Linked DNA regions of Mus musculus: regions 1, 2, 3, 5 and 6 are each linked to region 4. The links are chromatin loops, found by intact Hi-C in ENCODE. Cell type or tissue: heart. All regions are shown on one strand. Region 1 holds the start of Gm31990 (a long non-coding RNA gene). Region 2 overlaps 8030442B05Rik (RIKEN cDNA 8030442B05 gene). Region 3 overlaps 8030442B05Rik (RIKEN cDNA 8030442B05 gene). Region 4 holds the start of Pfkfb3 (6-phosphofructo-2-kinase/fructose-2,6-biphosphatase 3). Region 5 overlaps Gm31990 (a long non-coding RNA gene). Region 6 has its middle 8.4 kb from the start of Gm13293.

Region 1 (5,000 bases), 55 kb before region 4:
GATGAAGATAAGTGGGAAATGGCCATCAACGTCATCCCAATAAACCACATATAGATATATGGAGATACCAGCCGACTTCTACAAAGCTAAATGACCTCTTCTAATAGGACACCATGTGACTTTTATCCTGTGCATTGTAGAAGAGATAGAAAGATGATATCCTACTACACAGCAATATGTTCTCCAGATATTTTCATATATGTGTTAGTTTCACTATAATTATAACATCATTTTCCATACTATAATCACTTTTTTCAGGGACTAGGAAAAAAAAATGAAATCCCCCTGTCCCCTGCCTCCCAAGGACTGGAATTACAAAGACGCACTGCCATATCTAGCTGTATTTTGTTATTGTGTTTGTTTGTTTGTTTGTCTGTTGAGACAGAGTCTCACTATGTAATCCTAGCTATCCTAGAACTCACTTCATGGACCAGACTGAAGTTGAATTCTGCCTCTGCCTCTGCCTCTGCCTCTGCCTCTGCCTCTGCCTCTGCCTCTGCCTCTGCCTCTGCCTCTGCCTCTGCCTCTGCCTCTGCCTCTGCCTCTGCCTCTGCCTCTGCCTCTGCCTCTGCCTCTGCCTCTGCCTCTGCCTCTGCCTCTGCCTGAGTGCTGGGATTAAAGGAGTGCACCACCACACCTGGCCTTTTGTAGCATATTTTATAACTCAGTCCACATCAAGAACCATTTGAGTTGTTTCAAATGTATTGATACTATATTTGTAAACCCAGCCCTTCAGAGAAACCCTGGAAGTTTGAGGCCCGTCTTGTCTGCACAGCAAGAGTCTGTCTCCATAAACAAAACACTCACAACAAAGCTGGAGGTTTGGCCTCAGGTGTTAAGAGCACAGGGTTCACTTCCAGCCACCCACGTGATGGCTCACAGTCATGTGTAATTCCAGTTCCAAGGGACCCAATGATCCCCTGGCACCGGACACACCTATGGTGCATAGACATGCATATAGACAAGCCATCTATACACATAGAATAAGTAAAATGTTTTTTACTTTAAAAAAAAATTTTTTAAAGTCATTTAGGATTTGTGGGTTCAGCTAACTGCAGAGAAAGGAATATTCTTACCAGTGAAGGGAGTCAGGTGCCGTTCCCAGAGGCAATGCCCAATGGGATAGCTGTCAAAGACTGGACTGACAGAATGCTTCTCCCACAGACTGAGGGAGAAACCTTGTGTGAGATAAGATCTTTCCACCCTATCCCTGCCCTCTGAACATCTGAGGTCTCCTTACACTGACTTCAACTTACAAAACGTCACTACTGGAAGATATCTTAGGTTACTTCGGGTCAATGCTTCTCAACCTTTGTCAGATATTAAAATCACCTAGGGAACTTCTAAAAAGACCCATGAAGCCTGAGCAAAGGATCATGTGAATCAATACAGGCAAGCTCTGTAGGTAAGGCTCAAACTCTGGAAAGACTGCAGGTCAGCTCACTCATGCAATTCCCTCAGGCCACTTCTAGAGTCTCTTTGTCACCTCCACAACGTGACAAACAGTGCCTTCTAGATAGCCGGTCCTCAATCAATGGTGTAAATACATCCCCATAGTCAGTTCAAATACTATGTAACAATAATTTGTTATTGTTGTGTTTGCAGTTTTTGTTATTGTTTGCTTGTTTGTTTTATTTGGTTGGTTGGTTTTTGTTTTGGGGTGTGTGTGTGTGTGTGTGTGTGTGTGTGTGTGTGTGTGTGTGTCTGAACTCTCTATGAAGACCAGGCTGGCGTGGAATTCACAAAGATCTACTTGCTTCTGCCTCTCATTGATGCGATTAAAGGCACACACCACTATGTTTCTCTGAAATATTAACAAACAAAACTATAAGTTCGACACATCAAGAAAAGAAGAGAAAGCCAACGTGACAGCACATGCTTGCAGTCCCAACAAGGAGGCAGGAGAGCCTGGAGTTCAAGGCCAGGCTTCAGAGTAAGACAGTTTCAAAAAAAGTAATTAGCTAATAATCAATAAGTATATAAAATAAAAGGAAAGAATACCATTTCCAAACCCATAAAGGTAACACCTCACACTTTCACGTTGTCCCAGGTTGTAAAGTAGAAATTCCCAGAGAAATATTAAGGGAAGGAAGATCCAGCCAGACTGGGGCAGCAGACAAGGGAAGACAGTGAAAGAGAGGGAATGCCACAACAAAGCCCATTATTTTGTATGCTAATATTATTTTTTCAAAATAAATGAATAAGCCTGAGGATGTAGCTCGGTTGGTCGCATCCTTACCTAGCACACAGAAGGCTCTGGATTCTGGCACCAGCACCATCTGAACCAGGGGTGCTGATGCATATGTCTTACCCCAGTACTGGGGAGTGGAGGCAGGCCAATCATCGTTGGTTACATAGTGACTTGGAAGGCAGCCTTGGGTACAGGTTACCCTGCCTCTATAACAAGAATCAATAAATAATCTCCAATAAAAGGACAGTTTCCCCATCTCGGGAGACTCTACTCCCCCAAAACTGCTTTTCTTTCAGAACCTATTGACCAGTGAAATCAGATCCAGCAAAACAAGGAAAACACTGACTTCATGCTCCCCTGGTAGCTATGGTTACCCGGTTTGCTTACTGATCTGCCTGGGATAATTTGTGTGATCAGAACCAACATTCTTTAAAGCCCTGAGCCTAAGTTTTGTCATATCCTAGATACAACAGGCTCGAGCGAGGGATCGAGGGAGATTATTGATCAGCTCACAAAGTTTCAGGGAAGGCAGGACACGGGTGTTCTGAGACTAAAATATCTATTGACTAGACAAATATTTATTGTTATTTTCTCATTCTTTGGAACCACTTCTCCCAACTATCCATTTCACTGGTAGGAAAGGCAAGGCATGTGAGATATCCCAAGTAAGAAGAGGAGGGTCCTTGGGATTCAGTCTAGAAAATACAACAGTCCCAGTAGTGAGAGGAGAGGCCTGGACCAGGAGGAGAGGGATGGGGCAGGAAGTCACTCTTCTCTCTTAGCACCAAGAGAGCTGAACTCTTGAACCATCTGGATGTGTTGTCCTTTGTTTTGCCTTGGCCTGGGCTAGCCAAAAAGCAGTGGGCAGACGGATGTCCCGGCCTATTTCCTCCCTATTGTTTTTACAGAGCTACATTTTAGAGGACTAATTGTTAGAGTCCTTGTCTCTCTTCTCTCCAAGAAGAGGGCTTTGTTAAAATCAGCCTCCCTGAGCAATGAAGTCTTCTCATTTGGGGTCATGATCTGCTTCTGAAGGGAAAAGAAACTGTTGCTTCTTTTTAAGGTCGCTGATAATGTTACCCCCACGGGAGCTGAACGAAAGTTGTCTATCCATCACAAATGTTGGCCACCGAGATCCGTGCCAGCTTCTAAACACCAGGACTAAGGTCTTAGCATGGAGAAGGGAGGAAGAGAAAGGACAGACAGAGAAAGGAGGAGATGGGGATGAAAGATACACTGTCCTTCAGAGGATAGCTTTATTAAGATAATTGATGCCACAGGTCAACAGGCAGCAGAGTGCTCTAGCACACACAGCAGTTTTGACATCTTCCAGTAAGTAAGCAACATGGCCATTTCCTACGGTGGATGGCCTCAGCCCCTATCTACTGTGACATATATGATGTTTCCATGGCAGTGGCCCTTTGGGTTTCATCTGCGAATTGCTGCCTTCCTACGAGTTGCCACCCATCTCACAAAACTGACAGATTTCTCTGAGAAGCTGCTGTAGACATTGATTGTTCTAGAATTAAAGGATTGCTTTCTGTGGTTTTCATTTGCACATAAACCACTTCACACTGTTCTTTGAGAAAAACTGCCATGGTTTCCTCACTAATGTACCATGGCAAACGCACTCTGTATTGTTTGTCACAAGTCCCCTGAGATGGTGCAATGTTCTGGGAAGTACTCCAATACCAGGTCAATGTGTGGAATGAATACCAGGTCCTTGTGCCGTTTCCCTGTCCAAAATCCTTTAATATGGGCTGAGGATGTAGCTCGATAAGGAGAGTCCTTGATTAGCATCCACAAAGGCCTGAGTTCAACTCCCAGCACAATATGAGATGTGTCCCATATGTTGACTCATGTCTGTAATCCTTGCACTTATCAAAAGGAGGGTCAGAAGCTCAAAATCATCATCTTCATATAGTGAGTAGGCAACCAGCCTGTGCGATATGAGACACAGTCTGAAAAAAATATACTTAAAGAAAGGACAGGTCTAATTAATATTAAACTAATGAGAACAGGTATGGGCTTAGGGTTACTATTGCTATATAGAAACATCATGACCAAAGCTGCTTGGGGAGGAAATTTATTTGGTTTATGCTTCTACGTCACTGTTCATCACTGAAGGAAGTCAGGGCAGGAACGCAAACAGGGCAGAAACATGAGGATGGGAGTTGAACAGAGGCTATGGAGGGGTGCTGCTTACTGTCTTGCTCATCTTGGTTTGCTCAGCCTGCTTTCTTATAGAATTCAGGACCATCAGCCCAGGAGTGGCCAAACCCAAAATGGGTGGGGGGGCCCTCCCCCATCAATCATTAATTACAAAAATGTCCTATAGCCAGATCATATGGCGGCATTGTTCTCAATTGAGGTTCCCTGCTTTCAGAGGGCTCTAGCTTGTGTCAAGATGACATAAAACTAAACAGGTAGTAGAGCCGTTCTTAGCCAAAGGCTAACAAAGGAAACAATTGCATATTTACTCCTTAAAAGAGAGACTCTGAGCAAGCTTGGGTCTAGCCAGGTGGACAGACACCGCCATGAAAAAGCAACCACCTAGGGCTAAAGGGGAGAAAAGGGAGGCCAGGCCGCAGGGATTTGCATGGAGAGTCTATGAGAAGCAGTCCTGGGAACAGAAGGTGGTTCCTCAGCCAGTAGCAGTTGCTACAAGTGACAGTGTACAGCTTCTGACACGTAGTGGGATGGCGTTTCCAGGGAAGTTGCTCGGTGAAAAGGGAGTGATCCAGCGTCGCCCTTCAGTGCCACCTGCAGACATCTGATGTGTTTCTTTGTGAGCCTTGGTTTCTCATCA
Region 2 (5,000 bases), 140 kb before region 4:
GGATTGCTCAGTAGAGGAAGACTTGCTGCCAAGCCTGACAGTCTATCTACAGTCCCCCATACTGACACGGTAGGAGAGAGCTGAACCCTGTAGTTGTTCTCTGACCTCCACACCTGCACTGTGGCATAAGCACATGCTCACACCAACGGTAACTAAACGTAATTACAAGTGTTTAAAGGCCTGGCACCAAAATTCAAGCATGGATGCCCTTGCTATGTTAGGTGAGAGTGCTGTGCTGTGTTGGCTTCAGTCTTTCATCTCCTTTACTAACCGCCTCTTTGATTATTCAACCAATCACAGCAGTTAAGGGAGCCTGCACAGATTCCATTCCACCTGGATGGGCCTTAATGGGTACGTAAGTTTCCACCCAGAAGATGTAGAAAGCAATAACCTGGGTGGAGGAACATGGTGCAACAGAGTCACAGAAGCATGAACGGACATGATGTGTTCGGAATTGGTAGGCTATCAACTGGGACAAGGAAACAGGGCGGGTAGGGCACCCGAGGAAGAAATGTCAGACACACTGGTCCCCCATTCCTCCCGGCCTTGAAAATCATTCTAAGACAGTTGGACCAACCCTTCAGTGTCACCAACCACAAACGTTTTCCTTGGGTTGATGTTTTCATGCAAACCCAAGGTTAAGTACAGCCCTGAACTGAAGGAAGAGAGGACCAGTCCCAGGTGGTTTCAACAAGAGTCTGTGCTAAGAGGTGACAACATTCTGACAAATAGTGACTTAAAAAGTAAGTAAATAAATACATAAACAAAATAAATGGAAATGTGAAAAAAAAAGATATAACAGGCATTTTGCAAGTAAAATTGACAGTTGTAAACACAAGGTTTTGTTTGCTTTGAGGAACAGGAAACTCCGGGAGCCTTCACCTAGGCATGTGTCATTTTTAACAGGGACAAATGACGATCAGCTGGCTGTTACATATAGTGTACAGACTGTTACCTTAAGCAGAAAGTGAAAGCAGGACTTAGTGGGAAAATCCCAGACCCTTCTAGTTCTAAGTAAACTGAAAACAGGCAGGAGAACTACGGAAAGCCTGGACTCTCCCAGGATTCAAGGCATGGCCAGACAGAATTGGGACATTGTCTCTGTCATTGTTGTTTTAGCACATTCTCATGCCAATAGAATAGACCGTGTAACCAAAAACTAGAACTCAAAAATCCTTTTCTAATGGGACTAGACACTTTGTACCTATGCCAGCTGCCCTTGCACCTACCAAGACTATTAAATTGAAGTCAGTTAAACTGCACTGGTGAAAGGGGCCAAGATAAGCTTTAATTCTTCCAATTAAAGAAAAATCCTCTGAGATGTTTCCAGCAAAATTCAAGCTTTAAGCTCTGTCAACAGTCCTTAATTCAACACAATCTAAAGAGGTTTACCTACAGGTTATACCTTTCATATCTGTGTAGCTTGACATCAGAGGTGCCCACTATCATTTGGAAACTATGATCTTGTGGGTGGGCCTTGTCTGTGTTGTGCTTAGACCGTAGCAAGAAAAACTGATACATAAGTAATTATGAATGTTCTAGTTTCATTTCTGTTGTTGTGATCATCTAACCTGGGGGGTGGGGTGGGAGGTGGAAGGCCACTTTAAAAAGAAAAAGGTTTATTTCAACTTACAATTCCGGGTTGTGGGAAAGTCAAAGCTAGAACTTCAAATCGCTAGTCATATCACATCCATAGTCACGAGAAGGGAGAAATGAAGACACACTTATTTATTTGTTTGTTTGTGCTCATCTTAAAAGTGGAGACACTTTTAAGCAGTTCATGGCCTAGGTAATGGTGCTGCCCATAGTGGGCTTAATCTCCCTACATCAATTAATTTAAATGACAATCTCTCACAGATGTGCCCACTGGCCAGCTCTATGTAGAGAGCTCACTGAGACTTTCTTTCCCTGTGATTCTAGGTTGTGTCAAACTGAAATTGAAAAGTAACATCCTAAGTAAAAATAAATGTCCCGTGGTGGAAAGAGGTCACAAGTTGCTAAAATGTAACCATTGATGCTTATGAAAGTATTCTCCCACACTTCAGGTTCTCTGTGTCCTTTTTTAATTCATTTCTTTTCTTTTTTTTTTTTTTTTTTTTTTTGATTCTTCTGCCAGGCCCTACCCAATATTGATTGCCTACTGTAGCCTTTGTTAGGCCTTCTGAGACCCTTCTGTTCATTTCTCCCAGGCTGAGGCTGGCTGTCCCTGAGGTCTCAGATGTATACGAAAGATAGATCTGCTTAAGCCTACTCAGGAAGACAGAGCCAATCTGAGTAAAACCCAGCTTAGCTTATATCGGAACTGATCCTTTTGATCGTGGGTGTTGACTTCCCATGAGTGGCTAGGAGGAACATTCCATGGGAAAACCCAACAACAGACAGAATGTCAGCAACACCGGGTCTCTCTCGTGCATCTGGATTTTGGTTTACTGGAGAGTGTTGACCTATTTGCCTGGAGGCAATTCCATCTGGTGTCCTCTGTACTATGATGTCATGGGTTTTCCTGAAAACTCCCTCTGGAAATATCACATTTCAAATCTCATGAGAGGATCCAGGAACTAAAATAAGAGCAACTCCAGTAAGTTCTGGTTCAGAATAAACAGTCTTCTAAAATCTGGCTTCAACCCTGAGTTCAAGATAAATGTAAATATAATTTTTGCCTGAGACCAGGCCCTCAGACCTTCTGACTCTGATGTTCTGTAATCTACATTCACTGGAAACAATAAAAGTAAATGTATTATTTATTTTATTCATTGCTGTGGCAGAATACCTAATAAACACTTCCAGAAAGGAAGGATGTATCATAGCTCGTAGCTTGAGGGTTCAATCCATCATGGTCGGGATAGCATGGGGCCTGGAACTCTAGACAGCTTGCCACAGAGCCCACAGTCAGGAAACAGAGAGATGACTATGTTTGCTCAGCCCCCTGTCTCTGTCTGATTCTCCTGGGACCCCAAATGTAATACAGCCTGCATCAGCATGAGTCTTCTCTCTTCAGTTAAACCTTTCTGGAAACTCTCTCACACACAAGTGCTCGCACACACACACACACACACATACTCACACCTAAAGGTGTTTCTATGATGATTCCAGGCCCAATCAAGTTGACAATGAAGATTAATCAACACAATGAATTAAGAAAAGAATAACTTGTATTAACATCTTTACAGACAATACCTACCTTAATCCTTACTACAACCCGATGAGGGGGTTAGTTGTAACCTCATTTTAGAGATAGAGAATGTAAGACTAAGAGAAGCGAAGTCCCTCGGTGACAGTCACTCTGCTTGCAGAGACATATCTGGAATTAAAACTCAGCTCAAGCGCTGGGCGTGGTGGCGCACGCCTTTAATCCCAGCCCTTGGGAGGCAGAGGCAGGCGGATTTCTGAGTTCGAGGCCAGCCTGGTCTACAAAGTGAGATCCAGTCCAGCCAGGGCTATACAGAGAAACCCTGTCCCGAAAGCAAAAAAACAAACAAACAAAACTCAGCTCAACGTGAAGCAAAAGACCTCAGTACCGGCAAGTGCCTCTGCTGTTGCTGAAATAAAACACTGTAACTAAAAGCAATGGGGAAGGGTTCGGTTGGCTTTCTTACACTGCGCAGGCTAGCTTCATGTCAACTTGACACAAGCTAAAATCATCTGAAGGGAGCCTCAGCTGAGAAAATGACTCCATAAGATAGGGTTGTGGGCAAGCCTGTAGTGCAGTTTCTTAATTAGTGATTGATCGGAGGGAGCCCAGCTCATTGTGGGTGGGGCTACCCCTGGGCAGGTGGTCCTGGGTTCTAAAAGCAAGCACAGGCTGAGCAAGTCGCATGGACTGAGACAGTAAGCAACACACCTTCTCCATGGCCTTTGCATCAACTCCCTCCTCTGGGCTCCTGCTATGACTTTTGTAAGCAAGATAAACCCTTTCCTTGAGCCGGGTGGTAGTGCTGTGTGCCTTTAATCCCAGCAGTTTGTAGACAGAGGCAGGCAGATCTCTATGAGTTCGAGGCCAACCTGGTCTATGGAGCAAGTTTGAGGACAGCCAGGGCTACACAAAAAAATCCTGTCTCAAAAAAACAACAACAAAAATAAATAAATAAGTAAATAAATAAATAAATATTTTGAAAGAAAAATAAAAACCAAAAGCCTTTTCCTCCCCAATTTGCTTTTGGTCATGGTGTTTACCAACAACAAATTTAACACTAACTGCCACACACATCCAGGTCACAAGCCATCACTGAAGGAAGTTGGGGCAGGACCTCAAGCAGGAAGCTTGAAGGCAGAAAGCATGAAGGAAGGCTGATTAATCGCTTGCTATCTCTGCTTCTGCTCAGCTAGCTTTATTATGTAACTCAGGGCCTAGTGCCTAGGCATGATACCATCTACAGTGTGCTGGCCCCTCCTACATTAACTAACAATCAAGAAAATGTCCCCCACAGACACATGTTCCCCAGCCAATCTGATGGAAGCAGTTCCTAACTGAGGCTCCCTCCTTGCAGATGTGTTATGTTGACAGTAAATAAACCAAGCAAGTAGTAAGTCCTCTCCATCCTTTAGAGGCAGGACGTTTCCCACACCCCCACTCTTCTCTATGTGGCTCAGTCTTATCAACCAATAAATTCAGGAACATTTATGTGCACTTGTTCATATGTGTGCATACATGTGCTAGTGTGTGCACATGGAAGCCAGACATGAGGAATGGGTAGGTGTCTTCTTTGATCAGTCTTCACCTTTTTTTTTTTTTTTTTTTTTTGAGACAAGGTCTCTTATTGAACCCGGAGATCACTAATTGGGCTGACTGGTCTGGTCAGTAAATCCTAGGGCTCCTGTATCTCTGCCTCCCTAGCCCTGATGACAGAAATGTCTGGCTTTTTTATGTGGACGCTGGGGATTGAACTTACATTCTCACGCTTGCATGACAAACTCTTGGCTGACTGAGCCCAGTCCCATTTCCAGGTTTAATGATCACATGCTTCCAATGTTATTATCTTCCCTCAAGACTAAGGATGAAG
Region 3 (5,000 bases), 130 kb before region 4:
TGTTGTTCGGGCTCCCACTCTCCTTGCTGCACCCCACCAATGGCTGCATGTTGATCATTCTAACTGCCCAGTGCCTCACAAATCCTTCCTATGATCCGGCTCTCTCCTTTGCTAAGAATCATTTTCCAGAATCACTTCACTGCTCCTGCCGACCCTCCAAACTTTGCTTCCTGCCTCTTCCGGCTCTCTTCTGTTAGGCTACTCTAAACATAAAAAAAAAAAAAAAAAAAAAAAAAAGTGTGTGTGTGTGTGTGTGTGTCGCATGTGTTTGGGTTCCTGAGAAGGCTAAACAAGGGCATCAAACTCCTTGAATCTGGAGTCATGGGTAGTTGTGAGCCACATAATGTCAAGAGTTGTAACTGAACTCAGGTCCTCTAGATGCGCGTCAACAAGAGCTCTTAACCACTGACCCATCTCTCCAGCCCCTAACTTTTTTATTTGCCTCCTTAATATAAATATCAAAAGTAAAAATTTGCACTCAGCTCTAAAAATATTTTAAAATATCTTGAAATGGCTCCCATGAACCTAAGGTAACATAAGCTTTAGAAAATACACAGGAGAAAAGGAGAGAGGTCAGCAGACAGATTCGGGACTGCTTTCTAATCAATTGTCGTAGTGGTCCCACCTGAAGCCTGAAAAGTTCCTGGAGGAAGTGTACACGGCCCATGTTTTATTTAGACCACTCTAGACCACTTATCTCTTAAATGAAGTCTTAATTACCTAAAGACCATGCTTAGGAATGAACGTAAGGGGAAATGACGAACTAAAGAATCTGTCCCGATTGTTATCTTTGACCACCGCAAATAGAGACAAATATAGCTATTTCCTGATTGAATCTATTTTATATACTCCTCACATAACAAAGCTCAGTTTTTCCTGTCTGGGTTTCCCATTTCTCATTCAGCTTTGGGGTAAAACACAGATCTGGATGATCACATGATCAATAGGTGCCACTTAGAAGGTGACTATTAAAATCAAACATGGCTATCAGAAGTGCAGAACCAAAGAGCAGAGAGGTTTGTCCTTGTGGCAGGGACCCTGCTGCACAGCCTACCCATGACTGTTGAATGGCAGCAATGGTGTTGGCCTTTTAAAATTCTTGCAGATGAAAAGTGCATCTCTGCAGGCACCTGGCAGAAAACCAGACCCCTGTTACTTTGTTACTTTGTCCTTCTACCTAGACTAATATTGAATATCAACTTATAAGATTGCTGAAGAGACAGGCCTCTGGGTATTTCCTAGGGCATGTCCAGTTGGGTGTTCTAGATTAAGTTCTTTGAACTGGGAAGACCCACTCTAAATGTGGGCAGCATTGTCTATGAGCCGGATTCCGTAAAATAGAGAAAGCTAGCTGAGAACATTCACTACCCTCTGCCTCCTGACTATGGGTGCAATGTGAACAGTTCTCTGATGTTCACGCTCCCTTGCCTTGCTGCCATGAACTGTGAATCAGAACAAATTCTTCCTCTCTTCTCCTGCTTTGGACATAGCAATGACCAAAAAAAAAAAAAAAAAAAAAAAAAAAAAAAAAAAAAAAAGACAAAAAACAAAAACAAAAATCCACTTTTATCAGGACCCTGTAGCATAGGACTTTATTTAATCCCAGATACTCATCAAGTTAAGGCAGAAGGTTGTCAAGTTCAAAGTCTACATGAGCTACAGAGTGAGTTCAAGGCCAATCTGTGCAACTCAGTGAGACCCTACCTCACTTTGTTTTCTACGGAGTTGGGACTCTGTATGTCAATGGTAGACATACATCTTGCTTAACAGCCCCAGTACCAAAACCAACTACAACAACACAACTTCACCCTGTGTGGTAGCTCATGCCTACCCATCCCAGCAGTGCAGAGGAGAAGGCAGAAAGCTTACAAATCCAAAAACCTGCTTGGAGCTATCAAGTGAGACTCGACACTCACTAAAATAAATAATTAAAAAAAAAAATAAAGGAAAAAGGTTACCATCAAGGCTAGTTGTGAAATAAGTCTAGCAAATTGGTTTAAGACTCCTGACTGCTTTTTCTGTTTTCCCATCAAAGAAAATTAGCCTTAGAAATAGCAATCCACATGGCTATAAATATATATATATATATATATATATATATATATATATATATATATATCCTGTGAATGCTTTGAATTCTTTGCCATTCTTGAGTACAGTTCATTAGGGAAGTGAGTCCTGAGAGCGCTCACAGCTAAAAGGGCAAAGCAGAGTGGGTCCCCCAAAGCCCCCTAGCACACACACACACTCCACAAGAATCTCATGGAATTCATTGGTCATGAGGCGTTTTTTGTAGTTGGTGGTAACAGTGGTTTTTGGGTTTAGCTTTGTTTGTTTTTGTTTCGTTTCTGCTTGCTTCATGAGTCTCTTATGGGCAGGCACTGAAACCACTTATTTGCATACAGCTCCCAGAGCCAGGGTGAGCTGAGGACACAGGCTGTCTGCCTTGGCAGAAGCAGGAAGTCACTACAAGAAACCATGCCTCTCTACCCTTAGTGGCCTTCTCTTCGTTTATATGTGATTTTTCAAGAAAACCCAAGTTGACTTTTCGAACAGAACACAAAAGCTTAGAAGTGAGCCGGGCGTGGTGGCCCACTCCTTTAATCCCAGCACTTGGGAGGCAGAGGTAGGAGGATTTCTGAGTTCGAGGCCAGGCTGGTCTATAGAGTGAGTTGCAGGACAGCCAGGGCTACACAGAAAAACCCTGTCTCAAAAAGCAAAAAACAAAACAAAACAAAACAACAACAACAACAAAAACAAAAACAAAAAAACAAAAAGCTTAGAAGTGGGTAAAAGAAAAACCAAAAGACCCTGTCCCCCTTTCTCTTATTTAGAAATTCTGAGTCATCAAATTGGAAAGGAGCTAGAGGCCAGTTGCAAAGAAGATGGTTGGGAGGATTAACAGACCCCCCCCCCCAGGACATTCTCCACACCGGGGAACACACAGTCGGGGTATAGGAGTCTCTGCAGCCACCTGGCAGAAAACCAAACCCCTGTTACTTTGTTACTTTGTTACTTGTTACTTTGTCACCTTCTACCTAGAGTGGCAGGACATTCCATTGTCATTCCTGTGCTAGGTGTAGTCTGAGCCTATACCTGTTGGTATTCAACAGGAATGCCTCCCACTGTTGAAGCAATGTGATCCTTTCTCACTGGTATTTAGATGGGATTCCAATTGCTCCAAGTAGTTCCTCTAGATTTGAATCTCTTTCTCAGACAACTGCCTTTGTCCAGCTAGGTATACTGCCGCTTGCTGTCTTACACCCGAGATCCCATGTAAGTTATGTCCAGACTATAAGGGATGGTGACCTTCACTCTGCTACACGTAGCAGAGAGGCAGCAGAAGAAATGCTTGCAGTGAGTGGCTTCTGGCCAAGATTCATGTCACCTGTGCAACATGAAGTTTTAAAAGGCTTCAGAAGTAGCACGTGTGCTTAGCAAGGAGTATTTATTTACACGCTGCCTTATTCCAAGAAACGAAACCTACTAGGAAGTTACAGCAGCTATAAAGTATGAGGTGACGTTCAAATGCACAGAGCAGCTTCACCTTTCTGAGGCTCTGTCGTCACTTTCATAGCCTTCCTGGATCTTTCTTTCCCACATCCTGGTGTGCAATGGAACTGCGCACTGGTGAGCTGTCTCTTCCCAAACATATAGAGAACGCTAAAGGGTTAGATAATGATTTCCCAGATTCTCAGTTCTTCCCACAGTCGTGTGACTATAGACTTGTGGTTCCTTTAACTATCCACACCTGACAATGTAATTATCTCTTCTAACTTCATTAATATTGTCTTGTATACCAAACTGCTTGCCTGGTTTAAGAGGAAATATTTGTCACCTGATGGACTCTGTATATCTCTAATCTCGCCATCTCTCCATTGGCTAAATAATTATCTCATCGCAAATGTCAGTTGGACAGAGCAAACATAGTATGACACGGCAGATAATTTGAAGCTGTACCTGTGCAAAATTAAAATAATTACACCTTAAGAAGCGTAGGTGCTGATTTGAAGGCCAGTAGCAAGACAGTGCTCCCACTGAGGAGACAAGAGTACCTGCTCAGCTTAGTAGTTGTGACGGCGCATGGTACGAGTGTGTGCACGCATGCCTGTGGGATGTGTGTGTGTGTGTGTGTGTGTGTGTGTGCTTGGTGGTTGTAGTGGTTCATATTCATGGTCAACTTAACTGGATTTAGACTTGCCTAGGAGATCCACCTTTAGAGTGTTAATGAGGACATTTCCAGAGAGGTGTAAGTGAGGTGAGAAGAGTCCGATGAGTATGAGCAGCATGGCCCTATGGGCTAAGTTCCCAGAATGGGGTCGGGGGGAGAGGAGAGAGAGACAGAGAGAGACAGAGAGACAGAGAGACAGAGAGACAGAGCTCATAACTAAGAATCAACATTCCTCTCTCCCTGCTTCCTGACTGCCAATGCAGCAAGGCCAGCTGCCTCCTGCTCCTGCTGTTGTGGCTTCCCCCGCCCTAAGGGACTGAATTCTCTGTGAGCCTAAGTGAGCTAATACTTCCTTTAGTTGCTCTGTCAGACATTCTGCCACTAACACAGGAAAAGACTGAATTTATAATTCTGCTGTCCGGAAGCATGTCCTAGAAGACATTGCTCCTCTGGCTCTTGTCTCTGGAGCTGTAAGATCTAGTAAATATGTGACTGGTTTGGAATGTGTACTTGAGCAGTTATGATAAGCCTCTAGCAAAATTACTCATTACCATGAAGATTTATACTGTGGGGTTTTTTTTTTTCTGAGCTTTTAAAGTAAATTTTAGAAACCAGGGTAAATCGCAACAGGTTGTGCTTAAAGTCCTTTACATTAAAGACTATCAAATGACTGTTTTCATAAGATCTGCTTTGTGTCTGGGCGATTGAGATTCATTGGCTGGGATGAATTCTGAGTTTGTCTCAGGACATAGAAGCCATTACAAACCCAGCCTAGTGGAGCACTTTGGTATATAGGTTGCCTTGGAACCACGTAGACACATTCAAATCT
Region 4 (5,000 bases):
AAAAAAAAAAACCTATTTTCTCTATTGCAGTAAAACCAAATTTAGTATAGGGGGGGAAAAACATTTAAAATACGGATATGCTTTTAAAACCCCTGGCTGCAGATATTTGTATGTGAAAGAATGTGTCTGACTACACATTCTTTCACATACACACCAGTCTCACACACAAGAATTCCAGAAGTGAGCGAGCTGGTCATCTTAATCTGTCAGCTTTAGGCACATCCGCTTTCAACTCTACATGGTTCCAACAGCAATTCTGTGCAAATCTCTGAGCTCCGACAGACGTGCAAGCTCGTGGAATCTAGCGATCAGGGTCTGCAGCCTGGGGGAGGCCCCGCTGCACGGTGATGTCTTTCACTGAGCCAGTGTCACTGAACTTGGGTTCTTGCAAAAGCTGCCATGGTTCTCTCAGACCCAAACAAGGGAAGAATGTATTCTGCAATCACATGGCTGTACACATACATAGAAAACCAGGCCCTATTGTTTGACCAATTTCAGTTTAAAAAATAGAAAACGCTATAATCTGCCTGACTAAAAAGTCCAGAAGCAGCATGCTGTCTAAATTTGACCAACTTACCAACTTTCCCTGTTTTTATTATTATTATTATTATTATTATTATTATTATTATTTATTGACAGGGTCTCACTGTGTAGTCCAGGTTCATGATTCTTTGACCTTAGTTTCCCAGCTACAGTGTAATGAGATTATAGGTGTCCCACAGGCTTGGTTTTACCCTGGGGCATTTTCATAAAGGTGGCCCCGGTGCATAAACGTGTCTGACAGGGTTTGGGGAAGAACCCTTGCCAAGCCCTTACCTCTGACTTACTTGAGCAAAAGAAAAGGAGACTGTCTTGGGGACAGAGTTCCACCGAAGCCCACAGGTCCAGCAGGGAAGACCTGCTAGAGGTCTCATACTGCACCACAGGGAGGCAGGGAAACCAGTAAGTGACTCAGACCCACAAAGCTCCGAGAGCTGTCATGTCCTGTGATGGCCATCCTGAGAAACGTGACAGCAGAGAAACCTACCCTGCAGCCTGGTGTTCCAGTGTCCCAGGGTGACAGGAAACCACCTCCCAGTTTTGCCAGTAGATTCTCAAACTACAAACGTGATGTGAGCAACGTGTCCACTGGGCAGCTCGCTCCTGTTTACCCCCGTGGGCTCCTGGGCCTGCTGCCTGGGAGGGAAGCATTGCCTTAGAGCAATTCCATCCGCTCTTCCCAGAGGCACCTCTTCCTATCTAGGGATGGAAGTGAATGAAACCTTCCCAAATCGTTCACAGCAGCAACAGGTGAGGCACTAAGAGAAACTGCCAGCAAATTCCGTGCTCCGGGTAAACGAGTGCGTCTGTAATACAACACTAGTCACCAACCCATAAACCATCCCTGCAACCAAGGATCTGCAGTCACGGGAGTGACGGCGAAGATGGAAATATACAGAGGTGCAAAGATCCGAGGAAGAAAAAAGACCGTGAACCAGAGGAGACCCAAAGAAAAGGGGGCGTTGGTGTGGGCGGCCGCGCCCCTGCTGCAGTCGGCCAGGGTGACTCCGGAGCAGCCAGGTCTCTCCAGCCTCTGGGAGGCGCTGGCCCAGAGAGCCCAGGCCGGGCCGGGCACACAGGAGGTTTCCGGAGCCACAGCGCCCCTTCTGCCCAGCCTGGGAGACGCAGCCGGCCGCCACCCCCGCCTCGCCGGGCCGGGCCGACCGGCACGAGTGCGCTTCCCGCAGAGGGGAACCGGCACAAAGCCGCTGCACACACAATGGCCGGGCTCTGCACGCGGCGCAATCTACAACCTAGCCCCCCACGTGGCTGCCTGCACTCACATCTGGGCAACGAGGGTCGGTGATCGACGGGCACCCAGATCTTCTGTACCCGGCTCTGGGTCAGTTCCAACGGCATCTTCGTAGCTGTATTCGGCGACCCGCCACCCCTGGAGGAAAGACTCCGACTTGGGGAGAAGAGCAGCAGCAGATCCCCCCGGAACAAAGGACAGGAAGGGTGCGTCCGCCTGCACGCGGCTGGGCGCTCCCTTGCACTGCTTTGGAAAATGTGCTTTGTGCGGAGTCTCGGAGGAAGGATCGCCTGAGCGGAGACACGAGACAGATGAGAGCGGCGTGGAGTTGCGGCTGCTGCACTGCTGACTAGTCGGCTCTGTTCAAAAGCTCAGGGATGCTCCAGCGCAGTGACAGCCACGGTCCCAACACCCAGCACTGCCACTTGCTCCTCTCCAGTTCTGTCGGGATGCCACACGCACTGCCCGGCCTTTTAAGATCTGACCGGTAGCGCGGCGCGTCAGCCTCGGGGCGGGCCGCATTCTTTGCGTCCCAGCCCCCTTTCACGTGGAGAGAAGGGTGGGCAAGGCCAAGAGACAGCCTGCTGCCGCCCCCTGCGGGTGGACGAGAGCAGCACGCTCTGTTCCTGCAACCCAGGCTGGTTCTTTCGTCCTCCTTTCCGTCCCTAAGTTTATTCCCTAAGGGCGCAAGACAGGAACGGAGTCCCCAAATAATTCCAGCCACTTTCCTCATCTGTGCTTGGAAGGCAGCAGCGATCTGATAATGTCCAATGTGGTTCGTTGACAGTCCTCCACCCCTACACACACACACACACACACACACACACACACAGAGCTAGAGCTATGTAAAAGCATCTTCCCAGTTCAGCCTTACAAGCCGTGGGAGCCCCAACACCATGCACCATAGTTACATGATTTGGGGACTGGCTCAGTCCAAGTGAAGACGCAGGTCAGAGCTGCCTCCTGGTAACACCTGTGCATTATCGCCCACTATGTCCCCTGCCATTGCTGACACTGCCACCTCCGGGCACGGGCGCATACTTTTCCTGAATCCCCGGGAAACATGCTTGGGTAGTGTTGCTACCCCTCACTCAGTGCTACCGTGCCTGGCGCTTGAAGGGGGGCAATAAATAAATAAGGAAGGAAGGAAGGTTCGACCGAAAAGGAACTTTGGGATGCGGGGGGCGGTTGGTATTATTTTCCCTTTCAACATGGGCCATATTCCATACCCCTTCTGCAAGTAGTGATTAAAAGTAGACCCCATTCCCTCTCCCATTACCGGACTATGAGCCCCAAAGTAACTATCAAGGGACAGCTAGATCCTAAATTCATGTCACCCACCCAACCCCCACGCGCCCGCTCTAGCACACCGGCTATATTTTGTTTGATGTGAACATGCCCTCGCTTCCTTTCCGATTTTTGCACTTTGCATAGGCTGGAGATACATGCATAACAGGCAATCGTTGAACCGCCAGAGTTCATTTATTCAGCGACGATCTAAGGGATCTTTCGGTGAGGACCGCTGCACGGGAGGCCGTGGAGACAAGACACTTTAAATGTGATTTTAGCGAAGGAAGCCTCCGCTCAGAAGATCTGCCTTGCTTAGCGCAAGCTGCACACGTCGCGGTGAAGCTGAGCTGTGATTGGAGGCGCTCGCGGAACCCCACACTGCAGTGGAAAAGTCTGCGCAGAGGCTGCCACACGTCGCGCACGTCCTGCATGCTCTGCTGGGAGGGCGCCGGCCCCCCGGCGGCGGGCGCAGCTGCTCTGTTCCCAACCCAGCCCGCCCCGCCTGGGGCCTCCGCCTTGCCTTCTCCGGCAGCCTGGCGAGCTTAGGAGACCTGGAGCTCACCTGGCGAGTAGCCCTTGGGAACCTCCCAGCTCTAACCGCCATTCCTGCACCCTGCTCTCCGGTACCACCCTCCTCAATACCTGTCCCCAACCCCAGGACAGCTTTGCTGACCTTCCGATTTCTGTGCTCAGGCAGCTGTTCAGAAAGAAACCCGGTGCATTACATTTAAACTTGTTTTTCTTCAGTGAGAGCAAATGCCAGAGGTGACACCCTAGAAAGCCCAAGGGAGAATCTCGCTCCACTCCTGAAATTAGAATGGACTGACTCGACAAGGAAAACATCTAGTAGTCTCCAGAAGGGTTCCCTTACTGGTATTTGCAAGCTGAGGGGGAGGGGGAAGGGATGGGGGTGAGAGTGCATCCCTGCCAGGAGACTCCCCACTCCCGACTCCCAATAACCATAGTGCACCTGGACGCTTGTAAAGTTTCCACTAGGTTTTCTGTTTGTTTTGCTTTGTTTGAGACAGTTTTCCTATGCAGCCCAGGCCGGCCTCAAGCTTGCTCCTTTCTCAGCCTGGTATTACAGGCCTGTGCCATGTTCCCAGGTGCCCGCTTGAGTTTGCACACACCTACAAGCCAGGCAAATGGCCAGATGTCAAAGCTTAGGAACAGATTGCTGGGAACCGCCAGGGAGAACGTGGTGGGAATGGTACCAGTGGAGAACGATCTTTTATTTCTCTTTTATCATGTTTAAATCTCTCGATTTAAGGTCAGTCCTCAAGTCAGGTGGCAGCTAAGCATTCTCAGATGGGGCAGTTTTCCTTTCCTGGAGTCAACAATGTAGTGGGTACCCAGAACAAACACTAAGTTCTCCAGTCACTTCTGCTACCAGGTAGGTAAAGGGAAATCACCTTTACCCTGCCTAGGGCTCCAGATATCTAGGAAAGGGTGGAATGTGAGGCACACAGCTGAATTCACACTTGTTTGTTGGTCCTCTGAAGCTGTCGGCTTGCAACCACAGGTAAAAGCTGTGTTTGTGGAAGGCAAAACTGCTCCAACATGATCCTCCTTAGGACCAACCTTGCTACACCTACATTCAAAGGTTTCCTCCTCAGCTTTGCTGTTTAGACATCCTTCCAATTCCTCCCTTAGTTCTGTTAATACACCCTTATCTTTACCTCAAACGCAGTCCCCTAGGGCTTCACTAACTCCCAGGTTCCCAGGTGGATATTATGAACTCAGCTCTTTAGAAGACACAGCCAAGAATGTGAACATTCTTTAAGTCGGGTGACTTATAGCCAGGTGACTCCAATCACTAGGACTGATTGACAACTTCCTTTAGATTGAGTCACAATCTAGACCCTGCTAAAGCCAAAAGAAAGTACTGTGCATTCTAGTCCACATTCCACAGCCCTCT
Region 5 (5,000 bases), 73 kb before region 4:
ACATGCTAACTCCTTTAATTCACACCCCGGCCCTGGAACGGGAGTTTTGCTACTCACTTTCCTTTGACTGGTGAGGAACTTTCCAGAACATGCCTGTCTTGGTTCTCCCAGATAAAGTCAGGTCTTGGGTTCAAATCTGTCCAATTTATGAAACTGATTTTAGCCCTGGCATTTTACCATGCCCTGCAATGGTGTCTTGCATCCACTTACTCAAACCTCTCCTCCATAGCTTTGTGAAAACTCTAGGCTAAGCACTTAGAGGTCAGAAATGCTCTCTGCCCTCAGCAAGCCTTTGGTCTGCAGGTCAATAGCGGCATTATCTTTTAAATTGCCAGGTAGATAACAATTTTATTCATAATTAGCTTCAAACTGGAGTCCACCCAAATGTCCCTCGGAGTGAAGAGATTAAAATAAACTGGCATATGTTAGGGGATACCTCCTACCCACCAGCTTAAAAAACAACAACAAATACACGCAGCAACTTGGATGAATCTCAGAAGGAAACCTACTCTTGCTCTGTTCTCCTATGGTGCCATACCGTGTAGTATGAAACATTGTAGCGCTATGGAGCAAGTGGCGGCTGCCAGGAGCTGGGGAGAGAGGAGGCACAGCCTCTGGGAGGATTGATGAGTGAGTCTAACAGGGATATGGAAACTCTGGGCTTTGATCTGAGAGTTGCTGGGAAAATCTCTCCATGGTAAAGCTGCATAGAACTACGCATGGGTACACCAGAACACATAGAGAGTACATATAAAACAAGGTCAGTCTCCTAGTTGCAGGGGATCTTTGCTTTCCTCTGGCCTGTGGATACTACATATATGTAGGGAGATGGGGGGGGGGAGCAGGGAGAAAGAGAGAGACAGAGAAAGACAGAGAGAGAGGAAGGGGGAAGGGGGAGAGAGAGACAGAGAGAGACAGAAAGACAGAGAATGAATAATAAACAACCTGGGGGCTAGAGCGATGGCTGAGTGGTTAAGAGCACTGACTCTTCTTCCAGAGGACTCTGGTTCAAATCCCAGCCCCCACATGATAGCTCACAACTGTCTGTAATGCAGAATCTGACCCCCTCACACAGATATACATGCAGGCAGAACACCAATGTACATTTGAGAAGTAGAAAATAAACAACCTAAAGTTATACTTTAAATTAATAATAATTATGCTGGTAGTCTTATCTATAAGAGGCTATTTAGCCCTGCCAATCTGCAGGTTCTCAGCTAAGGCTGCTGCTCTGAAAGAGCCAAGCTTTCATCAGCAGAAGTCAAGTGAGATGCTCATAGGTGATGTGTGCACTTAACTGTTACTGTCCTACTAGACTCTCAAATATCCGTGCCTACACATGAAATGTTTCCCCAGTGCAATCTGGGGCCTACATACATGTGAGGCTGTGTGATCTTCTACATCACCATCCTGGGGGGTTAGGTGTTTGTTTTGGTCTTGATTGGGGGTGGGGCGGTGTTGATAGTTAGACTAGCAGCTCACTTATGCTAAGCACTCATGTTTAGTACTCATTGCCTTAAACTTTTTGTAGACCTTGTAAACTTTTTGTGTCCTTGAGCTCCAGCCAAGATTAAAGGCACACACCACCACACCTTGCCAGCCCTTGGTTTTTGGGACAAATCTCATTACCTTATCTCAGACTGCCTTGGAACTTGGCATTGTCGCCCTTGCTGGCCTCAAAAGCTCAATCCACTCACCCCTGCCTCTGCAGTGCTGGGTTAGAGGCGGACACCATTATGACCAGATTGAGATTGTCAACCATTTGTCCATTTGTCGCTTAAAGTGTAGCACTTTTATTAAATATACCTTTTCTAAGTTATGCCTTAGCTATACTTCCAACCCATGCATGCAAATAAATAGCAACCCCTCCCCTCCCCGTGCTAGTCATTCATTTGCTGTGTTTGTTTGTTTGTTTGTTTGTGGCCTTTTGCAGCCCTGGCTGGCTTGGAACTTGTTAGGTGGAACAAGCTGGCCTTGATTGAACTCACAGAGATCTGCCTACCTCTGTCTCCCAAGTGCTGCGATTATAAATTTGCACCCCACTGTTGCCATTTGTGGGGTTATTTAAATAACATGCCACTCACAATCCTGATCAAAAGGCCAACACTTCTAAAAGCAAAGGTAACCCTTGGCCAGAGACGTTCTCTAAGTGATCAAACATTTCTCTATTTCTGGTCCTGTTCTTTCTCACTGGGCAACTGTCACTGGGTACTTCTCTGGGTTGAGAAATTGAAGTTTCATTTCTTCAAAGGACAGGATTCTCCCATGTACATACAAAAAATATTTCCCTGTATGCTGATATAATCCCTCCATTCAAAGCACAGGATCCAAACTAAAGCTTCCTTCCCATTCCTCCCTATCCATAGGCACTCTAAGAGACCACATGAGGAACTGGGGGGAGGGGGGAGGGGGAGGTTGCTGTGTGGCTGCTGCATTCAAAGATGAGCTCATGGGAACACTCCCAGAGACCAGCACTTGGGTGACCCTGTGCGAGCAGAGCCCAGCTGATCTGAGTCACTGACTGGGTGATCCATCACAAGGCATAGGATGGGGTTCCTGTGAGGGATCAGCAGCAACTTCCTGTCTGTAGTCAATCCAGGAAGGCTTGGCTGAGTCATGCAGCTGGCTGAATCAACTGCTTCTCACTGCCCGCCCTCTCACTCCTCCTTCTCTGAGTCACAGGCAAGCTCTGCAGAGAATTCAGGAGCGGCAGGACCAAGGTCTTGTTGCTGTAACAACAGAGAACGCAGAGGAGAGGGTGGTGACAGCAAGACGCAGTTCTAGCTAGCAGAAGGCCCCTAAAGCCCCAGATGAAAGGTTAGAAGGCCCTAGGCAAAACAAGACAAACAAACAAGTGAAAACAAACAAACAAACAAAAATGGCACCAGCCTCTCAGAGGAACCCAGAAAGACTAATGACCAGTCTCAAAAGTCTCTTAGATATCATGCAGTTTAGAATGAGATAGAATTCTGTTTGCTTTCACGAACCTATGGCCTGTGCTTATGTGCTTGTAATTATGAACATAGGCAGCATTCATTAGCCCCAGGTGTGCCTGTCACTTACAAGACCCTAACATGCTCAGGTGTCGCTATGTTGGGGTCACTTGCCCTCTGCTTTGCTCTGAAGTTATGGTTATTGTTAAATCTTGCTGCATCCTCTTGTTTAATGCATTACTAAAGTAGCACCACCTGCCTACCAGCAAATGTCTGTGTATGTTTGGGATCATCCTTTTCAACAGATGTCCTTCCCTTCTTAATCTTGCATATAATCCATTATCCTTTATACATCTCTCCTTTTTCTTTTGTATGTGTATGTTTATGCATGCATGTATACATGCAAGCTCTTGTGTGTATATGCATGTGTGTGTGTGTGAGAGAGAGAGAGAGAGAGAGAGAGAGAGAGAGAGAGAGAGAAAGAGAGAGAGAGAGAACCACTACTCCCAGCTTTTAAAAATACGGGCTCTAGGGCTCAACCTCAGGCTTTCAAGCTTTCATTGCAAGCACACTCTGGCTTAGCTCTCTCCCTACTCCTATGTTATTTATTTAAGTCCAAGGTCAGATGTTTGCAGCACCGCTTCCTTTTCCAACTGTGAGGAAGGATCTAGTCCCGGCTTCTGATCCTGGCTGGTAGATCCTGGTCTCCTGTTTGTGTCTCTTCACATTATCACAAGTTTCTTGGTTGTCTTTGTTTGTTTTAATGATTTGTTTCTAATTTCTCTCTGTAGGGAGGGTCAGCAGAAAACATAGCTCTCTGCTTTTACCATATGAGTTTTGGAGACCAAACTCAGGATTTAGGCTTGGGGGCAAGTAAGTACTTATATCTGCTAAAAATATTTGTTTCTTTATTCTTTTGTATGCTTTGTATGTGCATGCACATATGTGTATCTGGGTGCACACACATGTATAACTCGAAAGTTAAAAGAGGGTACAGAGTGCCCTGTTCTAGCTCTCTCTGCCTTATTCCATTACACTCTGTCTTTCATTTAACCAGGAAGTAGACTGGTGGCCAACAAGCTCCAGCCGTTCTTCCATCTCCTCTTCACCCCCTTGCTGGGTTACACACATATTCCCTGCATCTATGTTTTCATTTCATGTTGTTTTAAAGACACAGCCACATAGGGTTAAGGCTCAACTTAATGACTACAATTTGCATACCTTTACAAAGATCCCCATCGCCAAATAAGGTCACCTTTGGGTTTGATCCCAAAGTGCCACCCACAGGCTCATCTTTCAAACCTTTGTTCTCCAGTGGGCTGCAGGGTATTGCAAAGCCATGCAACCTTCATTGGGTGGGAACTGACTGGTGGATGTAGGTCCCACTGTAATTCCAACCTAGCTCCCCTTCTGTTTGCCCTTCTGCTGCCATGTGAACAACCCTCTACTCCCTGCTCTCACCACCAGAGATGGAGCCTGTGTGTCTTGCCTTCTGCCATGATGGACTGAAATCCCTCCGGAAGTGTGAGACAAAATGAGCTTTGCCCTATTGTTCCTGTTAGGTACTGTAGTCACAATGGCATGTAATGGCATACAGCCCATGTGGTGTATGCTTTACATCCTAGCACTCAGAAGGCAGAGGCAGCTGAATCTCTGTGAGTTTGAGCCCTGCCAGGTCTACAGAGCAAGTTCCAGAGTAGCCAGGGCTACATAGATAAATCCTATCTCAGGGGGGTGGGGGGGGGGGGGAGTTATACAATAACTTTTCCAAGTTCTAGCAGCTTGAATTCCAATGCATCTTTTATGAGAGGAAACAATTCATCCTGTAATGTACTCTAATCTGTTCTCCATCATCTCCTCACAGACAGCCTCAAGCTGGAGGAGGATGATAGAACGGCCTGTATCCTGCAGGGCTCAGGATTGGAAGTGCTTTATAAACAGAAAACGGCCTCAGACTTGTCAATTATGTGGTGGCAGGAATGCTTTAGAGAGCAGAGAATGGGTCCCCATGCACAGACATTCCCAGAAGCCTATAAGGCTAGGTCAGATGGGAACACAGACTTTTTA
Region 6 (5,000 bases), 170 kb before region 4:
AATGAGGCTCCTCAGTCTTGAAGCTTCACAGACCTGCCTCATCTTCTGTTGACTCTGCTTCCTAACTGCAAGTGCGATGTAGCAGTCACCCCATACTAGGGCTTCCATACCTCCTTCTTAAAATGTGAGCCAAGATATGTCAGTTCCACCTTAAGCTGCTTTCTGTCGAGTATCGTATGCATGTGCGCTCCTCTTTCCTGACTATTGCTCTTATTTAATTCCATTAGAAGATTTTCACCTGTAATTATGTGTGGCAATCAAAAGGGTAGAAATCAATATTATAAAGGAATATTCTTTGAAAATAACCCAGATATGTCCAGTGCATCTTACTCCCACCACAGCGCCCAGACCACTCTGTGCTTACCTTCCAACTTCCTGGGAAATTTGTCAATGGGTTTATTCCTATTGGTAAAAGTAGACCTGAAAATTGTCTCTCAGTCATCAGAATCTATGGACACTTAAAAAAAAACTGGTCCACCCCCTGCCCTTCTTGGCTTTGTAGCCTGGTGTCTTTTGCTTTCTCTTAAATGCCCTTTTGTGTCACAGACCTGGCCACAGAGATTTAGCTGTTTACAGGGACCTCTGATTATAAATCCTCATCCTATGCATTCCTGTTGGCCTAGTGACTCTACTTATGAAAAACAGTAATTGTGTATGAGAAGTAAGTATGGCTGAGGCCAATAATTATTCATGCTTGTTTTTATTTAATGTGCGAGGATTCGGGGTGGCTATACAATCCAGATGTGTGAGCTTGCTTTGTAACCCAAGGTGATCTGAAAATGTCAATCTTCCTGCCCCAGCCTCCAGAGTGCTAAAATTACAGGTCCACACCACCAAGCCAACTCATCCCTCCTTTTCTTAATGAAATGAGAAATTATTGGTCCCCAGCTATGTTCCAAATATAGGGAAGAGAAAAGTCAATTGGCAGCATTAAGGCCCTTAGCTGTTTCCTCCCTAGTGGGAGAGATAAACACTTTCACTCACGTTTGTGAGTGAGGTATGCCTAGATTAGAACTGTCTGCAAGAGTGTGACAGACATGCTAGGTCCTCCGAGATACCATCACAGTACACAGAGTTGTTTCTGTGGTTATCAGTAATCTCATGTGATATCTAACAAGGTCAGCAGCAACCTGGAAACGAGCCAGACTCATGAACCAGAACAGCCAGGATAAAGCCCTGGACTCTGAGTTGGGCTGGACAGTTATCAGAGCATCAGATTAAAAGGAGCCACGTGGGCCTTTACGTGAGAACATTCAGAGCCCTTCCCTCTGCCTCTGGTTCTAAACAGGAGTCTACCTACACTGAGCCTGCCTTGGTTTTGACTAGGATGCTCCTGACAAATCCTTTCGGACTCTCTCTCCCCCCACCTCTGAGTGTAGACCATCTGTAGAGTGCTAGAAGTTGGATGTTGCGGCACAGATGGAAACAATCTCTCCAGTTGTGCGAGCAAGTGATGGGAGACACTGTCCAGTCTGTGAATACAAAGGGGGGAGGGGGGAGAAGAAAGGAGGGGGAGGGAGAGAGGGAGGAAGTAGTCAGAACTCAGTACGGAGACACTGCATTAAAAGCCACTGATTTCCTGGTTTGACATCTCGGGATCACAGTTTTGCCTTGTACCAAAGAGCCAGCAAGAGCAAGAGCATCTCCCGCTACTCTTCTGCAGAATTTTAAGTCTTCTTTGCTTCTTTCGATGCAGAAGAGAAGTCAGAACATCCTAGCTGAGGGAATATTGTCGCAAACTTTTATCTCCACATTCTCAGTCCTGCAGTCAGGGTTTCACACACATTAGGTGCAAGGGAAGTGTTGGGGATTTGATTTCTGCTTACATAGGAATTTGCACGTCCACTGCTGGTCCCTGCCAAGGTTGGTTTGTTGACTGGTCAATAAAGAGCCAGCAGACAATGGCTAGGCAGGGGGATAGAGGCGGGACTCTGAGGATTCCCAGAGAGGAACACAGGACAGAGAGAAGGAGAATCCCCAGGGCAGAAGGAAGGAAGAGGGTACAAACATGAGAGCCTTGAGAGCCACGGAAGACAGAGAAGCAGCCATGTAAGAACCACGGGAAAGCAGTCCCGGGCCACTCCCCATTTGGATCTGGGGTAGCAGAGATGCAGGATAGATTTTAGAAAGTAATAACTCAAGAATATCTGAAGTGAGTGTGTTAGCCACAGGGAGGTTCAGGAGTGGCCCAGCCATTGGGCTACTTAAGGCATATTTAAAATATCGCAGCGTGTTTGTTGTCTTTCATTCGTGAATACAGAGCACTCTGGCTGGTCCAGGGGAGCCTCGAGTACCCACCTGGGAGCATGGAGCGGTTTTAATACGAACTGCTACAAGAAGGAAGGAAGAGAAGCAGAAGAGGGGAAGAGGGAGGGAGGGAGGGAGGGAGGGAGGGAGGGAGGGAGGGAGGGAGGGAGGGAAATATATATATATTTCTCTTCTGTATATATACACTGACTGGGTTCATCACTTGAGTCAATGCTAAGATAGACCTGAGAAGAGCATCCCAAGGAAGGAAGGGTTGTTGTGGCTCACAGTTCCAAGGATGCAGTCCACAGTGGGAAAGGACAGCAGCTGTGTGGGGCAGCGGGTCACACATTCTGCATTCAGGAAGCAGAGTGGTGCCTGAGGCTGCTCAGCTCTATTTCTCCTCTGTTCAGTCAGAGACTCCAACCCAGACCATTCAGGGTGGGTTCTACTTCAATTAATATAATCTAGATAGTACTTTACAGACAAACCCAGGTATCTGTTTCCAGAATGATCCTAAATCCCATCAGGTTGAAAATAAAGATTAGCCTTCACACACACACACACACACACACACACACACACACACACGATACACATCACACTACCCACCATACACATCTCACACATACACACATATACCATACACATCACACACACCACACCATACATATCACACACATGCACACACACCATACACATTACACCATATACACCACACACATACCATATACATCACACATACCACACATATACACATACATGCACACACACCATACACATCACACACACTCACGCACATAACTTGAGGCTAGATCACCACTAGAGGGCAGCAGAGGAACGTGACAGAAGATGCTACTGCCGTCGAAAACGTTTTGTGAACCAAAATGAACTGGATTCTCCTGCTTCCTTCCTTCCTTCACCGTGAGCATCCTTCAAGGGAAGCTTGAGGGCAATCTACAAGAGTAATCCCAGCACTCAGGAGGCAGAGGCAGGCGGATTTCTGAGTTCGAGGCCAGCCTGGTTTACAAAGTGAGTTCCAGGACAGCCAGGACTATACAGAGAAACCCTGTCTCAAAAAAAAAAAAGAGAGAGAGAGTAATAGAAAGATGTCTAGCCAAAGGATGGTACGATGCAAGGACAAAATGTCACAATAGAGCCCATTATTACTGTGTACAATTAATAAATACTAGTGAATGGGGTGTATTGTAGGAAATAAAGGGGAAAACCTGCTTGTCATAAAGTGATTCAGAGCCCTGACAGCGAGCCTCTCAGGTCATGTGATCAAGGACTCTCAGTAGACAGGTCTTTGTGGAGCTCTTTGCCCTCCTGAGCTCAGTCTCTTCATCAATGAAAGGATCGTATTGATTGTATTCACTGGGTAAACACTCAGGTCACACAAACAGACCAGTGCAAACCTCCCTGAAACCAGCAAAGAACACTACAGATGACAGTGCAAATACTGTTGCTGACAGAGAGTTTGGGGTCATGGTCTGCTCAGTTCTCTTACAATTCCCCAGGAAGAGCCACAGATAGTAGGTTCTAGAAAGGAGAGAGCTGATGAGCAATGCTTTCAGCACCTAAGAAGATGTTCGCCAACCAGGAGATAGTTGTTGCTGAGTTTCTTAAATGCTCCCGTGCAGAAGACCCATAAACTTACCAACTGAAGTGAGCTTCACTCTTGTCATTTACCAAGTGAGGAGTGGCATTGTCCATGGGTATCTGAGACATGGTCAGTCTCCTGATATGGTACTCACCCTCCCATGTTGTAATGCAAGCTGTCTACTCTCCTATGTCACTTCCTCTTCCTGACACTTGCAAGAGAAGGGGTGGGGGCTGGCTGTTATTTTTCACTACCAGTAATTCCTCTGCAGCCACCTGCTGTGTCGCAAGGTTTCTAGAATCAACCAACACACCATGACGTCTTCCCCCTAAGATCAGGGAGTGAAGAAGACAGAGAGTAGACTGTAGCTAACTGCGTAGGGCACTAAAAGGGGGTCATGTTGTAAATTAAGGAAAGCCAGGGCAGAAGGATTTGGGTGTTTTGGTGAGAAAATTTAGGAAGAGAGTTATGAGGGACATCTCCATGTGGTCACTAACTCAGCTCAGATCTAATGCAGCGATCCAACCCCGGTTCCTTCTGCTGGCCTAATAACTTCAACGCTGCTTTTTCTCTCCAGTCTCATGTGCACCTCACGAGATGTGCGCTCAAATTTGTTTCCACATACTAGCGGCAGAAAAAAGAACACAAAACTCTAGCACTTACTTCTCCCTCCATCTCTACTCGGTATGGTCCCCTCTGTGTCAGACATTTTTCACAGTGACAATTTGATTGGACCTAGAGTTTTTAAGTTCAGATGCAGGTACCCTAAATTCAGTTGCCTCCGTGGCTGGAATGACCACATCCCCGCTCTACCTAGAACACTCTTTGCTCATGAGTTTGGGGAAGTAACCAAACCAGCCCACCAGACCATGCTAAACAAACAACCCAAGGGAAGGGCCAGGCTTCCTGGAAGGCTAAAGGGCTTGCACTGATGCCCGCCTTTAATCGCGTTTGAGCCATTTAAACCACATGATGGCAAGCTTCCGCTGCCCCTCCCCTACAGCCCAGCCTCCCGCTTTTTCTCTTGCTGTGCTTCCTCATCTCATGACGCTGGCAAACCTTCAGGCTGCTTATTCAACCTGTCGCAAGACACTCTCTGTGCCAAAGAAAAAGAAAGAGAATGAAGGGGCCCTGTGCTGGCTCCAGGGCA

Evidence for each region. Peaks named below come from ENCODE experiments on the same cell type or tissue, not always from the same donor. Only the 100,000 strongest peaks of a DNase experiment are listed, where the experiment ranks them.
Region 1: a loop joins it to region 4, with 1.9 times the contacts of the local background. A loop is called at or near these places in 5 of 42 quality-filtered maps.
Region 2: a loop joins it to region 4, with 9 times the contacts of the local background. A loop is called at or near these places in 3 of 42 quality-filtered maps.
Region 3: it touches region 4 in a loop (2.2-fold over the local background); 3 of 42 quality-filtered maps call a loop at or near these places.
Region 5: a loop joins it to region 4, with 2.6 times the contacts of the local background. A loop is called at or near these places in 7 of 42 quality-filtered maps.
Region 6: it touches region 4 in a loop (5-fold over the local background); 34 of 42 quality-filtered maps call a loop at or near these places.

Annotation. Positions count from the first base shown.
Region 1 is chr2:11,445,042-11,450,041 of GRCm38, forward strand. Gm31990 (a long non-coding RNA gene) reads right to left here and starts at 2,406. Exons shown (of 3, transcript XR_865971.1): 1 at 2,240-2,406. In heart, no CTCF peak of the experiment used is centred here; a DNase peak (open chromatin) is centred at 3,040.
Region 2 is chr2:11,363,139-11,368,138 of GRCm38, forward strand. The region is part of intron 1 of 8030442B05Rik (RIKEN cDNA 8030442B05 gene); the gene reads right to left. Among named protein-coding and RNA genes, the nearest start is that of Gm13291, 19 kb to the right of the region's middle. In heart, no CTCF peak of the experiment used is centred here; a DNase peak (open chromatin) is centred at 2,403.
Region 3 is chr2:11,372,869-11,377,868 of GRCm38, forward strand. All of the region lies in intron 1 of 8030442B05Rik (RIKEN cDNA 8030442B05 gene), which reads right to left. Among named protein-coding and RNA genes, the nearest start is that of Gm13291, 9.6 kb to the right of the region's middle. In heart, no CTCF peak of the experiment used is centred here; DNase peaks (open chromatin) are centred at 2,423 and 4,463; H3K27ac peaks cover 392 bases.
Region 4 is chr2:11,499,802-11,504,801 of GRCm38, forward strand. It overlaps Pfkfb3 (6-phosphofructo-2-kinase/fructose-2,6-biphosphatase 3), which reads right to left and starts at 2,289. Exons shown (of 18, transcript NM_001177753.1): 1 at 1,824-2,289. The coding sequence starts at 1,899. Gm52500 (a long non-coding RNA gene) reads left to right here and starts at 2,209. Exons shown (of 3, transcript XR_003953759.1): 1 at 2,209-3,705; 2 at 4,353-4,475. In heart, CTCF peaks have their summits at 2,388 (motif pointing left) and 3,494; DNase peaks (open chromatin) are centred at 1,050, 1,570, 2,300 and 3,510; H3K4me3 peaks cover 4,302 bases; H3K27ac peaks cover 4,093 bases.
Region 5 is chr2:11,427,218-11,432,217 of GRCm38, forward strand. The region is part of intron 2 of Gm31990 (a long non-coding RNA gene); the gene reads right to left. Among named protein-coding and RNA genes, the nearest start is that of Gm31990, 18 kb to the right of the region's middle. In heart, no CTCF peak of the experiment used is centred here; a DNase peak (open chromatin) is centred at 2,594; H3K27ac peaks cover 2,577 bases.
Region 6 is chr2:11,328,612-11,333,611 of GRCm38, forward strand. No RefSeq gene overlaps it. Among named protein-coding and RNA genes, the nearest start is that of Gm13293, 8.4 kb to the right of the region's middle. In heart, a CTCF peak has its summit at 3,065 (motif pointing right); a DNase peak (open chromatin) is centred at 4,850; H3K27ac peaks cover 283 bases.